Regions from separate parts of the Homo sapiens genome. Here all the other regions are linked to region 4. A link is a contact called in ENCODE Hi-C or POLR2A ChIA-PET data. All regions are on one chromosome and are shown on one strand. Each heading gives the region's core, a stretch centred on a gene start or an enhancer-like site at or near the end of the contact. The rest is flanking DNA. Distances are from core to core; before and after follow the strand shown. Region 1 holds the start of MIEN1 (migration and invasion enhancer 1). Region 2 has its middle 18 kb from the start of CCR7. Region 3 has its middle 40 kb from the start of CCR7. Region 4 holds the start of WIPF2 (WAS/WASL interacting protein family member 2).

What was found. A loop is a pair of places that touch in the nucleus more often than their neighbours do. ChIA-PET counts read pairs that join two places held with the same protein, here RNA polymerase II (POLR2A). Pooled maps may share reads with other maps.
Region 1: a pooled map shows a loop between it and region 4 (7-fold over the local background). The contact joins the promoter of MIEN1 here to the promoter of WIPF2 in region 4. A Hi-C loop is called at or near these places in 6 of 50 pooled maps. POLR2A ChIA-PET finds 5 or more read pairs at or near these places in 2 of 52 experiments (activated CD4-positive, alpha-beta T cell and activated naive CD4-positive, alpha-beta T cell).
Region 2: a pooled map shows a loop between it and region 4 (4-fold over the local background). The contact joins the enhancer-like site here to the promoter of WIPF2 in region 4. A Hi-C loop is called at or near these places in 1 of 37 single-sample maps with no recorded cell type and 2 of 50 pooled maps. POLR2A ChIA-PET finds 5 or more read pairs at or near these places in 1 of 52 experiments (T-cell).
Region 3: a loop to region 4 is called in a pooled map, with 2.0 times the contacts of the local background. The contact joins the enhancer-like site here to the promoter of WIPF2 in region 4. A Hi-C loop is called at or near these places in 1 of 37 single-sample maps with no recorded cell type and 4 of 50 pooled maps. POLR2A ChIA-PET finds 5 or more read pairs at or near these places in 1 of 52 experiments (T-cell).

The regions. Positions count from the first base shown.
Region 1 is chr17:39,728,616-39,732,283 of GRCh38, reverse strand. It overlaps MIEN1 (migration and invasion enhancer 1), which reads left to right and starts at 1,752. Exons shown (of 4, transcript NM_032339.5): 1 at 1,752-1,877; 2 at 1,993-2,090; 3 at 2,523-2,599; 4 at 2,679-3,668. The coding sequence starts at 1,789. The coding sequence ends at 2,762. ERBB2 (erb-b2 receptor tyrosine kinase 2) reads right to left here. Exons shown (of 27, transcript NM_004448.4): 27 at 3,626-3,668. RefSeq lists a silencer at 1,511-2,070.
Region 2 is chr17:40,581,206-40,584,909 of GRCh38, reverse strand. No RefSeq gene overlaps it. Among named protein-coding and RNA genes, the nearest start is that of CCR7, 18 kb to the right of the region's middle. RefSeq lists a silencer at 2,373-2,518 and enhancers at 2,277-2,526, 2,547-2,686. Within about 2 kb of position 2,454, at least 11 of the 41 ENCODE cell types and tissues checked have a DNase peak (open chromatin) inside an H3K27ac peak, as active enhancers do.
Region 3 is chr17:40,604,004-40,607,424 of GRCh38, reverse strand. No RefSeq gene overlaps it. Among named protein-coding and RNA genes, the nearest start is that of CCR7, 40 kb to the right of the region's middle. Within about 2 kb of position 1,929, at least 4 of the 41 ENCODE cell types and tissues checked have a DNase peak (open chromatin) inside an H3K27ac peak, as active enhancers do.
Region 4 is chr17:40,217,179-40,220,621 of GRCh38, reverse strand. It overlaps WIPF2 (WAS/WASL interacting protein family member 2), which reads right to left and starts at 1,318. Exons shown (of 8, transcript NM_133264.5): 1 at 1,130-1,318. RefSeq lists enhancers at 699-1,477, 1,378-1,487, 1,928-1,977.

The DNA.
Region 1 (3,668 bases), core at 503-3,002, 490 kb after region 4:
GGCTGGTCTTGAACTCCTGGCGTCAAGTGATCCGCCCACCTTGGCCTCCCAAAACGCTGGGATTACAGGTGTGAGCCACTACGACCTGCCTGGTTTAAAAAAAAAAAAAATGAGCCCGGGTGCAGTGGTTCACACCTGTAATCCCAGCACTTTGGGAGGCCAAGATGGGCAGATCACAACTTCAGGAGTTCGAGACCAGCCTGGCCAACATGGTGAAACCCCATCTGTACTAAAAATAGAAAAATTAGCTGGCTTGGTGGTGGGCACCTGTAATCCCAGCTGCTCAGGAGGCTGAGACAGGAGACTCACTTGAGGCCGGAAGGCAGAGGTTGCAGTAAGCCGAGATCGCACCATTGCACTCCAGCCTGGCCAACAGAGCAAGACTCTGTCTCAAAAAAATAATAATAATAGTAATACAAAAGTTAGCTGGGCGTGGTGGCTGGCACCTATGATCTCAGCTACTAGGGAGACTGAGGCAGGAGAATCGCCTGAACCCAGGAGGTGGAGGTTGCAGTGAGCCAAGATCGCGCCACTGCACTCAAGCTTGGGTGACAGAGTGAGACTCCATCTCAAAATAAATAAATAAATAAATAAATAGCCTAAAGGGACACTAGAGTGGGTGGCGTGTTAGGATACCATAGTGGTACTGTAGGCAGGGAAAAGGCAGCGAGGACTTGTGCAGACTCCATTTCCAGAGCTGCAAAATGGGAATAATGACGCCAGCCCCCCAGTGAGAGGCTGGATGAGAAGGGATGCGCAGAAACTGTTGGGGGCACAGAGCCTGAAGAGCATCTACTGTTTTCCAGTGCAGGCAAGAAGCAGCTGCAAAAGACTGGAAAAAGCAGTTTAGAGCTTTGGGATCAGAAACACTTGTGTATGTAACTACAGGGTGGTTCCAAATGCCATCAGCACCGGGCGTGGTGGCTCACGCCTGTAATCCCAGCACTTTGGGAGGCCAAGGCAGGCAGATCATTTGAGGTCAGGAGTTCGAGACCAGTCTGGCGAACATGGTGAAACCCTGTCTCTACTAAAACAAACAAACAAACAAACAAAAAACTGGGCCAGGCGCGGTGGCTCATGTCTGTAATTCCAGCACTTTAGGAGGCCGAGGCTGGTGGATCACCTGAGGTCAAGAGTTCGAGACCAGCCTGACCAACATGATGAAACCCTGTCTCTACTAAGAATACAAAATTAACCGGGTGCGGTGGCACGCGCCTGTAGTCCCAGCTACTCGGGAAGCTGAGGCAGAAGAATCGCTTGAACCCGGGAGGCAGAGGTTGCAGTGAACCGAGATCGCGCCATTGCACTCCAGCCTGGGCAACAAGAGCGAAACTCCGTCTCAAAAAAAAAAAAAAAAAAAATGCCATCGGCATGTTAGCGAGAAAATGTCAACTATTTCATGCATCAGCCACACCCACCCCCATCCCCAGGATGCTTGCCCCACCACTTTCTCTTTCTTTTGTAAACTGAAAAGCGCTTTGCAGTCTAAGATAGTCCATTAGAGTAAATGAAGCCATGAAGTCCAGCGGACACCGGGAGTGGGGAGTGGGGAAGCCCGGCACTCCGGGAGACCGGGCCAGGGAAGGAGGGTCTGGACCGGACCCAGCCCCTGCCCGGGGAGCGAGCTCCGGAGCTGCCCTACGAGGTCAAAACGTAGCAGTGGCGGAGACCCGCAGGGGGCGCCCGAACGCCACCCTCGGCCCCTCCCCGCTCCAGAGGCCCCGCCCCGTCACGTGCCCGCGGTTCGCGTCACACCCGGAAGCAGGGGCCCGAGCGGAGCCGGCCGCGATGAGCGGGGAGCCGGGGCAGACGTCCGTAGCGCCCCCTCCCGAGGAGGTCGAGCCGGGCAGTGGGGTCCGCATCGTGGTGGAGTACTGGTGAGCGGCCCCGGCTGGAGGACCCGCACCCTGGTCCCGCGGGCCGGACGGAGGTGGGTCCACGGGAGGCCCCACCCCCGAATCCCCAGCCCAGCCCCATCTCTTGACTCCCCAGTGAACCCTGCGGCTTCGAGGCGACCTACCTGGAGCTGGCCAGTGCTGTGAAGGAGCAGTATCCGGGCATCGAGATCGAGTCGCGCCTCGGGGGCACAGGTGAGGCTCGCAGAACACCTGCTGGGTCAGTCTGTGCTCTGAATCCCAGCTCTCCCGCTTTCTAGTTCTGACATTGGCTGCTTTATGTAAAGTGCCCGCAGTGCCTGGCACATGGTAAAATGTCCGGCCAACATGAGTTCCCTTCCATAGGTCAGGGGGTGTCACAGAGGCCTGTGGGGAAAAACCTATTAGACTGCAATCGTGTAGGGTTGGAGGGGAGGGAGTCCTTTATTGAGTGTTGCGAGGGGCACACAGGCGAGGCCTCCCTCAGGTTCCCTGGAGTTGACCCAGGGTTGGGGAATTGCTTAAGGAGCTACAAATGGGTCTCCAGTGGGATTGATGGGGGACTTGAAGGCGGGGGACCCCTTTGGAGGAACTCCTGACTTCTGCCTATGTTCTCAGTGTACCATTTATCTGTTGATTTCTTACCAGGTGCCTTTGAGATAGAGATAAATGGACAGCTGGTGTTCTCCAAGCTGGAGAATGGGGGCTTTCCCTATGAGAAAGATGTGAGTATTTACAGCGTTGGGAGGACCTCTTGGTCACCCTACCCCAACAGTGCATCATCCTGTCATTCCACTCCTCTAGCTCATTGAGGCCATCCGAAGAGCCAGTAATGGAGAAACCCTAGAAAAGATCACCAACAGCCGTCCTCCCTGCGTCATCCTGTGACTGCACAGGACTCTGGGTTCCTGCTCTGTTCTGGGGTCCAAACCTTGGTCTCCCTTTGGTCCTGCTGGGAGCTCCCCCTGCCTCTTTCCCCTACTTAGCTCCTTAGCAAAGAGACCCTGGCCTCCACTTTGCCCTTTGGGTACAAAGAAGGAATAGAAGATTCCGTGGCCTTGGGGGCAGGAGAGAGACACTCTCCATGAACACTTCTCCAGCCACCTCATACCCCCTTCCCAGGGTAAGTGCCCACGAAAGCCCAGTCCACTCTTCGCCTCGGTAATACCTGTCTGATGCCACAGATTTTATTTATTCTCCCCTAACCCAGGGCAATGTCAGCTATTGGCAGTAAAGTGGCGCTACAAACACTAATGCTAACTAGTGTGTGTTTTTATACGTCCAGTCTGGGAATGTGGGGGGCACAGAAGTCCGGTCAGCCCAGCCTTTGCACCGCCAGGGTGGCTGTGCTGGCTGGGTGGGCTTTCTGGACAGCTACTCCTTAGGTCAGTGAGCTCCTCTGGCATAGCCAAGGCAAGGAAAATGAGTCCCACAGTAGACCCTGCCTCGTCTTTCCCCCACCCTACCCACCACTCTCCTCACTCACAAGGAGGAAATAACCCCATTCTGGTGAGTGGCCTTAGGAATTAGTTCGTTCTAAATAAGAATGATCTGGTCGTCAAAGGGCTCTCAGATCTGAATCCAGCTTCCCGATCTCCCCCAACCCTGAAGCTGGAGAACTGGATGTCTGGCTCCTCATCCAAGCTTTCTGAAGATTCCCAGCCACTCCCTCCAGGAAAAGAGGAATTGAGTGTAAGGTGAGCAGGAAGGGATGGCACAGAGCCACCCCCAGACATAGGCCGGTGCCTAGCTGTTTTCCAAAATATATTTGCAAATGGACAAAGTGGGTGTGGA
Region 2 (3,704 bases), core at 1,205-3,704, 360 kb before region 4:
GCAGAGATCAAATCAAGAACTCAAGAATAGCTCCAAGAAAAATAAATAGCTTTACAATAGCTCCAAGAAAAATAAAATACTTAGGAATAACCTAACAAAGGAGTCAAAAGACCTCTACGAGGAAAACTACAAAACACTACTGAAAGAAATCAGACAACACAAACAAATGGAAACACATGCCATGCTCATGGATAGGTAGACTCAATATTGTGAAAATGACCACACTGCCAAAAGCAATCTACAAATTCAATGTAATCCCCATCAAAATACTGCCACCATTCTTCACAGAGTTAGAAAAAACAATTCTAAAATTCATATGGAACCAAAAAAGAGCCCACATAGCCAAAGCAAGGCTAAGCAAAAAGAACAAATCTGGAGGCATCACACTACCTGATTTCAAACTATATTATAAGGCCATAGTCACCAAAACAGCATGGTACTGGTATAAAAATAGGCACATAGACCAATGGAACAGAATAGAGAACCCAGAAATAAACCCAAATACTTACAGCCAACTGGTCTTCAACAAAGCAAACAAAAACATAAAGTGGGGAAAGGACACCCTTTTCAACAAATGGTGCTGGGATAATTGGCTAGCCACATGTAGGAGAATGAAATTGGATCCTCATCTCTCACCTTATACAAAAATCAACTCAAGATGGATTAAGGACTTAAACCTAAGACCTGAAACTGTAAAAGTCCTAGAAGATAACATTGGAAAAACTATTTTAGACATTGGCTTAGGCAAGGATTTCATGACCAAAACCCCAAAAGCAATTGCAATAAAAACAAAGATAAATAGCTGGGACCTAATTAAACTAAAGAGCTTTTGCATGGCAAAAGGAACAGTCAGCAGAGTAAACAGGTAACCCACAGAGTGGGAGAAAATCTTCACAATCTATACATCTGACAAAGGACTAATATCCAGAATCTACAACAAACTCAAATCAGTAAGAAAAAAACAAACAATCCCATCAAAAAGTGGGCTAAGGACATGAATAGACAATTCTCAAAAGAAGATATACAAATGGCCAACAAACATGAAAAAATGCTCAACATCACTAATGATCAGGGAAATTCAAATCAAAACCACAATGCGATACCACCTTACTCCTGCAAGAATGGCCATAATCAAAGAATCAAAAAACAGTAGATGTTGACAGAGATGCAGTGATCAGGGAACACTTCTATACTGCTGGTAGGAATGTAAACTAGTACGCCACTAAGGAAAACAGTGTGGAGATTCCTTAAAGAACTAAAAGTAGAACTACCATTTGATCCAGCAATCCCACTACTGGGTATACCCAGAGGAAAAGAAGTCATTATTCGAAAAAGATACTTGCACACACATGTTTATAGCAGCACAATTCACAGTTGCAAAATCATGGAACCAATCCAAATGCCCATCAATCAACGAGTGGATAAAGAAACTGTAGTATATATATGTATAATGGAATAGTATTCCATCTGATTAGTCTCAGCCATAAAGAGATGAATTAACAGCATTTGCAATGACCTGGATGAGATTGGAGACTATTATTCTAGGTGAAGTAACTCAGGAATGGAAAACCAAACATTGTATGTTCTCACTGACATGTGGGAGCTAAGCTATGAGGACGCAAAGGCATAAGAATGATACAATGGACTTCGGGGACTTGGGGAGAAGAGCAGGAAGGGGCAAGGGATAAAAGACAACAAATATGGTGCAGTGTATACTGCTCGGGTGATGGGTGCACCAGGATCTCACAAATCACCACTAAATAACTTACTCATGTAACCAAATATCACCTGTACCCCAATAACGTATGGAAAATTTTTTAAAAAGAATAAAAAATAAATTTTAAAAATGTACAATTTCGGTTGTGAATGTGCAGGGTTGGCCCAGCAATGGGCAGGCTGGAGGTGGGGAGTGGGCATCTTGGATGTCTAATTTATCACTCGCCATGAGACCAGCCTCAACATTTCCCACCCCTGCTTTCACCACAGAGGTTATTTCAGTCCAAGTTTCCTGTCGCCCTTGCCACCTTGCCAAGATAAAGGTCACCACCGGGTCTCACTGGGGAACAAAAGGAGGGATTCTGGGCAGCCCTCAGTCATGCACAAAAGCTCTGGGCTTAGAGCTCTTGGGGACAGTAGGACAGCAGGGCCAGCCCCACCCTCTCTGGTTGGCTGAAACTAGAATGGCGTGAGGTTTGGCTGAGCAATTCTGGAAGAATAACTGCTCCCTTCCTTTCCCTTTCACCTTTCCTCAGACCCCCGTCCTCACTCACCCCCACTTCTCCCCTCAGAGAGCTTTTGGCAACACGAAAAACACAGACACATAGACCCCTCCCTCTTAATGCCCAACAATGAACCCATGCAGCAAAACAGGAAGCATCTTCCTGTCAAGGCAAACCCATTGTTCTCTCTGTGCACACGTCCTGACAAGTCAGGAAACCGCCGCCGGGCCATGGCAACAGGTGTCAGGGTGACCTGAGGCTTCCCGCTAGCCTGTGCCAAGCCCTCCTTCCCTTTTCATGTAAGTGCCACACGCTAACCAATTGCACCACTGAGAGCTCCTCTCCTTCCCTTTTCTTCATCCTGGTGAGCCATCCTCTTCCTCCCTGCAGCCTCACAACTTATTTTCCTCACACCTGTTGGCCCTTTCCCTCTTGGTTGTCCAAGGTCCGAGTAAGACCTTAAAAGGCCCTGAACCCTATAAAGATTGCAGTCTCTCTCCAAATATAATTCCTAATACTCACCAGACAACACAAAATGTACATGTGTGCTGAAATTAAAAGAGCATCTTTTTAGATTTTCTGATTACTGAACTCTTCTCAACTTTGGGATGTCTTCATCTGGCTGGGGCCCTGTGTCCATACCAAATCTGCCTGTTGGGTTACCCCACACTGGTGGAGGCTCATTTTCGTTGGCTTCACATGGGAACAGATTATTCCCAAGTGAGATAAAACAGGGGCAAGAGGTGGGGGCAGGAGTGAGAGGTGTGATCTTGGACTTTGCCCACTAAATGACAAGTCCAGAGGGACAGGAAGCCATTGGACACTCTGGGTAGAGCCAGGACACTGCTACTATGACCATGGACTCCATATGCAAGAAAGGCAGGACTGAGTTTCTGAGCTTCTGCAGACCTGGCTCCCTCCAGGGGACTCTGGGTCTGGCTCCTCTGTCGATTCTCTCCAGATCAGAGGCCTCCTCTAGGGGTCTCAAGACTTGTCCTGTTCTTTTTCATAATAACAGGGGCTGGAGTTTCTGGTAAGCTAAGCTTTTCTTTATCCTCTGGGTAACCAAGTCATCAGTGAGGTGGTTGGACTGAATGACTATAAAGGTTACTTGTAGGTCCTTCTCCCTGCTCATTCTCAGAAACCTTCGTAAAACAGGATGGGATGTAAAGACCTGTCTGAGGGTGTCTTTCCCAGGAAGAGAGGGGGCAGCCGTGGTCTGAGCTCTTCCGACCATGCCCAACATCAGTAAAGGCAGCCTGGCATAGTGGGAAAAGCCCCTTAGCTTAGAGTCAAATATCAAGTCACTTTCCTTTCAAGTCTCAGCTTCCTCAATCATAGAATGGAAACCTGCCACACAGGGCAGCCCGAGGGCTAAATGAGATGAGGTATAAGGATGTGCTTGGAGATGTGGATGCCCATGCTATTTTCCATTGCTTGTCAAGCTCCTCAAGGCCCAGGACTAGGTTGATGGGCCTTCAAGCC
Region 3 (3,421 bases), core at 680-3,179, 390 kb before region 4:
CTGTGGGCCAGCTTCAATCATTTACATCCAATTTCCATTCTCCCAGGCCCACCTCCCAGTTCCACACCATCAAAACCTCTAACCCTGACAATTAAAATTTTTTAAAGCAGCCTATGTCTTGAAGAAGGGGGTGGAAATAGCACTGATCGCCAGCTTACACCCCAAGCCATCCTTGGCCCCAGGGTAAAAGACCCAGCAAGGCCACAGCACACCCTCCTGGGCTGGATGAAGTTCTCGGAGGAGATGGTGTAAATGGATTAGCCACACGGGCTCCAGGAGAGCACCACCCCTCTGAATTCAGTGCCAGCGCTCTGTGGGCCTCTCCTAGCTTTGGCTCCTCTTCTTGAACACTCTCCTCCTAGAAAAGGTTCCTAAGAGGCCGGGGAAAACCTCTCATTGGCTTATTTCTTGTAAGACTCAAAGAGACAAGAGGGAGTCTTAAAGAATTGGCTCAACAAGATTTTCTCACTTAAGGCGGGAAACAGTGGCTCACGCCTAAAATCTTAGTGTCAGAGGTGTTCAAATCAGAGCAACTCCATTTTGAGTGAGGGCTAGGAAAATAAGGCTGAGACTTGCTGGGCTGCATTCCCAGAAAGTTAGGCATTCCTAGCCTCTAGATGTTTACGATTAAGGGAACAAACTAATAATGTTTACTAAAACAGACCCAGACTTGGGAGTGTCCAGATGTCCTGATATCTGGAGAACAAAGGCATTCCTAGTTTTACTTTAAAGATAATAATATCGACTCTTGCAAAATATAGTAATTAAGAAAATTAATCCTTTATCACAAACCCTTATAGCAGAGTACACCTCCTCATATAGACAAGCATTGTACCTAGGGTGGATGCGTTCCTCCTCTAACTTTTGGGAACATCCTACTCTGTCTATGCAGTAGCTGTCCTTTCGCCACTGTACTTTCTTAATAAACTTGCTTTTGCTTTGCACTGCGGACTCGCCCTGAATTTTTTCTTGCGTGAGATCCAAGAATCCTCTTTTGGGGTCTGGATCAGGACCCCTTTTCTGTAACACTAGCACTTTCAGAGGCCGAGGCAGATGGATTGCTTGGGCCCAGGAGTTTGAGACCAGCCTAGGCAATGTGGTGAAACCCCATCTCTACTACAAACACAAAAATTAGCCAGGTGTGCTGGTGCACACCTGTAGTCCCTGCTACTAGGGAGGCTGAGATGGGAAGATCACTTGAGCCTGGGAAATTGAGGCTGCAGTGACCCATGACTGTGACACTGTACTCCAGCCTGGCCAGCAGAGAGAGACCCTGTCTCAAAAAAGAAAAAAAAAACCTCTCTTAGGTACACAAGTTGAATAAATGGAAATATTTCCCTGACTGGGTCCGGTTGACCAATGCAAAGTTGCTTTACATTCTAGGGCACATTTAGCACCTTGGTACGAATTTGGTTTCTTTTCTTCATATTTTTTTGTAGTGATAGGAGAAAAACTACATGCAGAGGAAAATTCCTTCTATGGACTAAGCCCTTCACTTTCTTAACCTCAGTTTTCAAGGTTAGATGTCCAAGCAAAATTTTAAGAAACTTCTGCTACAATAAGATGATTCCCTTCTCTGAAAGGTAAGAAAGTGGGGGGGTCTCCTCCTTCCATGGGTTCCCCATTCTACAATCCCAGGGCTGCCTAATCATTACAGGGTCTCTCTTAATGCTCTCGAAGTTGGCATTCTACAACTCACCCAGCATCTCCAGGGGCTGGGGCTATATAAGAAAACCTCATCTTCCTGAGCAGCTACAGAACCCAAAAAGATGTGGTGAAAGACAGATTTCCCAGTAGCTGCACCCACAGGGTTCCGGGGCCTACAAGCTGAAACCTATAGCAGGTGAATCTCCTGTGTGAGAGCCAAGCCAAACACACTACCAACACTGCCATTCACCCCACGCACAAAGAAAATGCACCCAAGTCTCTGTCATGCACTCGTCTGACAAGGCGGTGACACATCTCTCTGCCCAGCACTGTATTCTTCACTGGGAGTTCAAAAATGAGAAGACAAAGTTCGTGTCTCTAGGAACTCAAGTTCTAGTGGGGGAACACAGAGGTCTCCGATCCTTCTCACCCTTCACCTCCACCCCAACCCTGTAACCCTGATATCAAAAGGTGAGACAAGCTGGGTTTCGTCAACTTGGAAAAACCATGGGGCTGGGCTGTTGGATACCATTTTAGCTAAGAACCCAGCAGAATCTGAGGAGTTTAGGATCTGCAGTCATCATGGTAGTTTCGGGCAACCTTCTATGAAGCACTATTTGGGGTTATGTGCCTAAGAAGGGACAAGCCTACAAAAGCCTGGACACACAGCCTGCTCCCCGCCAAGGAAATAAAATGATACAAACAGACAAAGATGTAGGCAGCAGAGACCCATGCTGGGACAGGCAGCCAACTGGGGAAAAGTGTGAGTCCAGGCCCCAGGCTCTGTGTACAGGCCTGGAGGTCTGGGCCCAGAAACCAGAGGTGGAAACTGTTACCACCTGTCTTTTTCTGGCTGTCGGGGTATGGAAGGTGAGTGAGGGGTAGACTAAACTCATACAAACCGCATCCTAGCCCAAACGACTTGGTGCTAAAAGGCTGAGTCTGATCGGGTCTGGTTGGGTCTAGTCAGGCATGCAGCTTAAATACCACCCATGCCCTAAGTGGACTAAAAGTCAGCACAGGCACCTGAGTTCAAGCTACAGCGCTGCACCTTGCTTGCTATGCCCCCTTCAAAAAACCTCTGCTTCTCTTTAAGCTTTAGCTTCCTCGTGTGTAAACTGGGGAACGTTCCCAGTGCTTACCTGTAGGGTTGTTTTGAGGATAAAATGAGACAACTAGTACAAAGCACTTGGACAGTGGTACACTGTTATTATCAGCCACGTAGATCCCTTCCAATCCTCTCAGCTAAAAATGACCTCTGCCCCATTTTGAACTCACATCACAGCCTGGCTCTGTCTCTTATTTACTGCCCTTGAAGGGAAGATCCCTATTTGATTCAATCCACAGCATCTCATTAGAATTCAAATGATGAGTGAGGATTTAAACAATTCTTGTGAGAGAGGGTGGGGGGAAAGAAAGAACTTAGAAACAATGATGTTATTGGCAGATTGGCAGAAATAGGCAACTACAGCCAGCTACCAAAACAAGAACAGTAGCAGACTGAGTAGATTGGAGCTTGGATCCAACTTGCAAGTTCAAGGGAAGGGGACATTCAACACAGACTTGCTGCTACTCAAGGTGTGGTCCATGGACATCGCCTGGGAGCTTGTTGGAAATGTGGAATCTCAGACTCTATGCTAGACTTTCTGAATTCCACTCGAATTTTTACAAGACTCCTGTGCACTCTAAATTTTGATAAGCATTAGGCAGACTAATGGTTCTTTTTTTGTTTTGTTTTGTTTTTTGAGACGGGGTCTCACTCTGTCACCCAGGC
Region 4 (3,443 bases), core at 69-2,568:
TACATATATATATATATATATATATATATATATATATATATATATATACACACACACACGTTAGGCGGGAGTAGTGGTCACACCTGTGGTCCCAGCTATTGGCGGGGCTTAGGTGGAAGGACCACTTCAGCCCGGGAGGTCGAGGCTTTAAGGAGCCATGATCATGCCACTGCACTCCAGCCCGGGCGACAGAGTGAGACCACGTCTCTTAAAAGAAAAAAAAAGAAAAAAGAATTCCATCACATATCAGTTCCTTGCCTCAATGCTATTTTTAAGAACTTTCCTTCCTGATAAAAAACTCGACCATACACACTGCCATGCTGAACACTTTAACATTTCCATCTTGGCCGGGTGCAGTGGCTCACACCTGTAATCCCAGCACTCTGGGAGTCCAAGGTGGGAAGATCGCTTGAGCCCAGGAGTTCAAGACTAGTCTGAGCAACATAGCCAGACCCCACCTTTAAAACAAAAAAAAAAAAATTCCATCTTCCCTCACTTCACACCACTTCAACATGAACCCTCAACTCCAGACGTTCCAATGCGCATCTTAACATTCTCAATCCAACCTTTAACTAAATTCTGATTCCTTTTCAAAGAACGCTCTCAAGATTCCCTCTAGTGTAAGCAGTTTCCCGAGCCATCTTCCCAAACACTAGCTTTCACCTAACTCAATCCCCAAAATGTCACACTGGACTCCTCACCCACAGCATCCTGCTAATTAGCCGTTCCCAACAGGTCCTCCGTTCCCGTCTCCCTTTTTGCGCACGATTACCTCGTTCCTCACAGAGTTGCCGCCTTAACTCACCCAACCCTTCAGGAGCCCTTATTGCCTGTCTCTCAAAAACGTTCCTCCCCATTTTTCCAGTCCCCGCTCGCCCCATACCAATATTCGACCACTCCTCCCCAGATTCCCCACGCCCTCTCTCCTCCAGGTTCTTCCGATACAGTCCCCCGGCCCCCCGCCCCTCAGGCCCCACCCGCAAGACCCCTCTCCCCCTCCGGCCCCTCCTCTAATGCCCCCCTCTCTTCTCAAGCCCCGCCCCGAGCCCCCCTCCCCGCGACTTTCCCTCCCACTCAGGTCCGCAGGTCATTTCAGCGACTGACCCAGCCGCCCCGGCCTCTTTCCGACCTGGCCGCAGCTGCTCTGGGAGCGAATCCTCTGCCGCCTACACTCCGGCTTCGTCCTGTCCTGCTCGCCCCCCGGCAAGCTCTTTCTCGCCGTCGCCGCCGCCGCCGCCGCCGCCGCCGCCGCCACCGCCCCTTTTGCCAACCCGGAAATGGATCTGCTCCCACCGTCCCCAGCGTCCGCGAACAAAATGGAGGCGGGGGAAAAAGGAGGAGAGAGCAGGGAGCGGAGAGATGCGAGACGCATGCGCCCCTGGGAAGCCCGCCCCCTGCCGGCCCACGTAAAGGCGGAAGCGGTTGAGTGGACGCCATCTTAGGAAGGTCACAGGAATTCCGCTTACCAGCTAAAAGCTGGGTTTGCAACTTTAGCTGCAATTGGAATCACCTGGCAAGATTTAAATACTATGATGCCTGGTTCCCACCCCTGGAAATTATAATTTAATTCTGGGGTGCAGCCTAGGCATCAGGAAATTGTTGCAGGTGATTCTAACGTGTTGCCAAGGTGGAGAACCACTGAGCTAAACAGTCATTGTTGAATATACTCCTTTCGTCTTTAATCCGCCGCACACACACACACCCTCCCCCCTAAATATCCTTCCTTAATCTCGAGTTAACGAAGAACCCGCCTCGGCCAACCTTGCAAAGGCCAAGTAGTCAAGCTCCGGTTGTCATGGCAACAGAGGCAGGCCACTGCTCACAAGTCATCATTTACGTCATCTTACCCACCTGACTCGAACACCGTCTCTTCTTTCTCGGGCTGGGGTTTCCTCCAGCTTCCAGGGCTATAGGATGGTGCTGTGGACCCCTCCAGCTGCTTGGGCCAGAGAGAGAAATCCTGTGCCCTCTTTGATGGAGCTGCTGTTAAACCCTGACAGCTGACTAAGTATCTCTCCCTAGTCCACCCAGAAAAGCGCTTTCCATTATAGCTTCAAAATACTCTTGGTTTAATTCCATTCCCAGCACAGAATCCGAAGTAAGGGGGCAAGATTGGGACTTAGTCCCCATTACTTACAAGCTGTGTGCCATTGGGCCTTAGCTACCCTATCTGTAAAATGGGTCTAATAGTGCCTGTCCCGTCTGTCTCATAGAGTTGTTGCAAAGCTGAAATCAGTTAATGAATGGGAAAACGTGATAGAGCATAAGTTGTTATTATTTTTGTTTTCCTTCTATTCTGCCATGAGTAGTACTAGGCACCACCCACTAGTCAAGTAAATGTCACATTGAGTACCTGCTAAACACCAGGAGATGGCTACAGAGGTGACTAAGACAGAGCCTCTGCCCTCAGGGAACTCACTACGTTGGTGGGCAGACTGGCATAAACAGCTAGCTGAGATACAAGTCAGCGTGTGATTAGTGCTGTGGGACGTCAGACAAGGGAGCAATTAATTCCTGCTAAAGAATGGAAGGAGGTTTCCTAAATGGTTTGGAGCTGGGCCTTGAAGGATGAATGGAATTTTATTATTAATCAGAGAAGGCAGGGAACACAGCAGGCATAGGGATCAAGGACACGAGGTAAAGATTTTCAGCTGTCTACATCCTGCATGGCCATACGTGGGGCGATGGAGCCAGGGAGATGGTGGGTCCAAACACCTTACCAGAGCCTCCCAACTCTTCAACCTCATCCCCTGCCTGTCCCCTCCTCACTCACTCTACATTATGAGGACCTGATTTCTATCACTGCAATGTACCCCATTCAGCAGTTCCCACCTCAGGGACTGTGTACTGGCTATCCTCCGCCTCTTCCTCATTTTTCAAGCCTTACTGCAAATGCTTCGTCCTCAGAGGGCATTCACTGCCCACTGTAGCTAATGTAAAGCCCCATGCTCTATCACACACTCTGTGATAAGGGCAGCCGCTGGGATGAATATAGGGACATCTCACCCAGACTTGGGGAAATAGTGATATAGGCTTCATGAAAAAGGTAAATGGCCCAAGTGCAGTGGCTCATGCCTGTAATCCCAGCACTTTGGGAGGCTGACAGGGGGGATCGCTTGAGCCCAGAAGTTCAAGACCAGCCTGGGAAACATGGTGAAATCTTGTTACTACAAAAATTACCCGGATATAACCGGGCACGGTGGCTCACGCCCGTAATCCCAGCACTTTGGGAGGCCAAGGCGGGCAGATCACCTGAGGTGGGGAGTTCGAGACCAACCTGACCAACATGGTGAAACCCCGTCTCTACTACAAATACAAAATTAGCCAGGTGTGTTGGCACATGCCTGTAATCCCAGCTACTTGGGATGCTGAGGCAGGAGAATCGCTTGAACCCAGGAGGCGGAGGTAGCGGTGAGCTGAGATCACTCCATTGCACTCTAGCC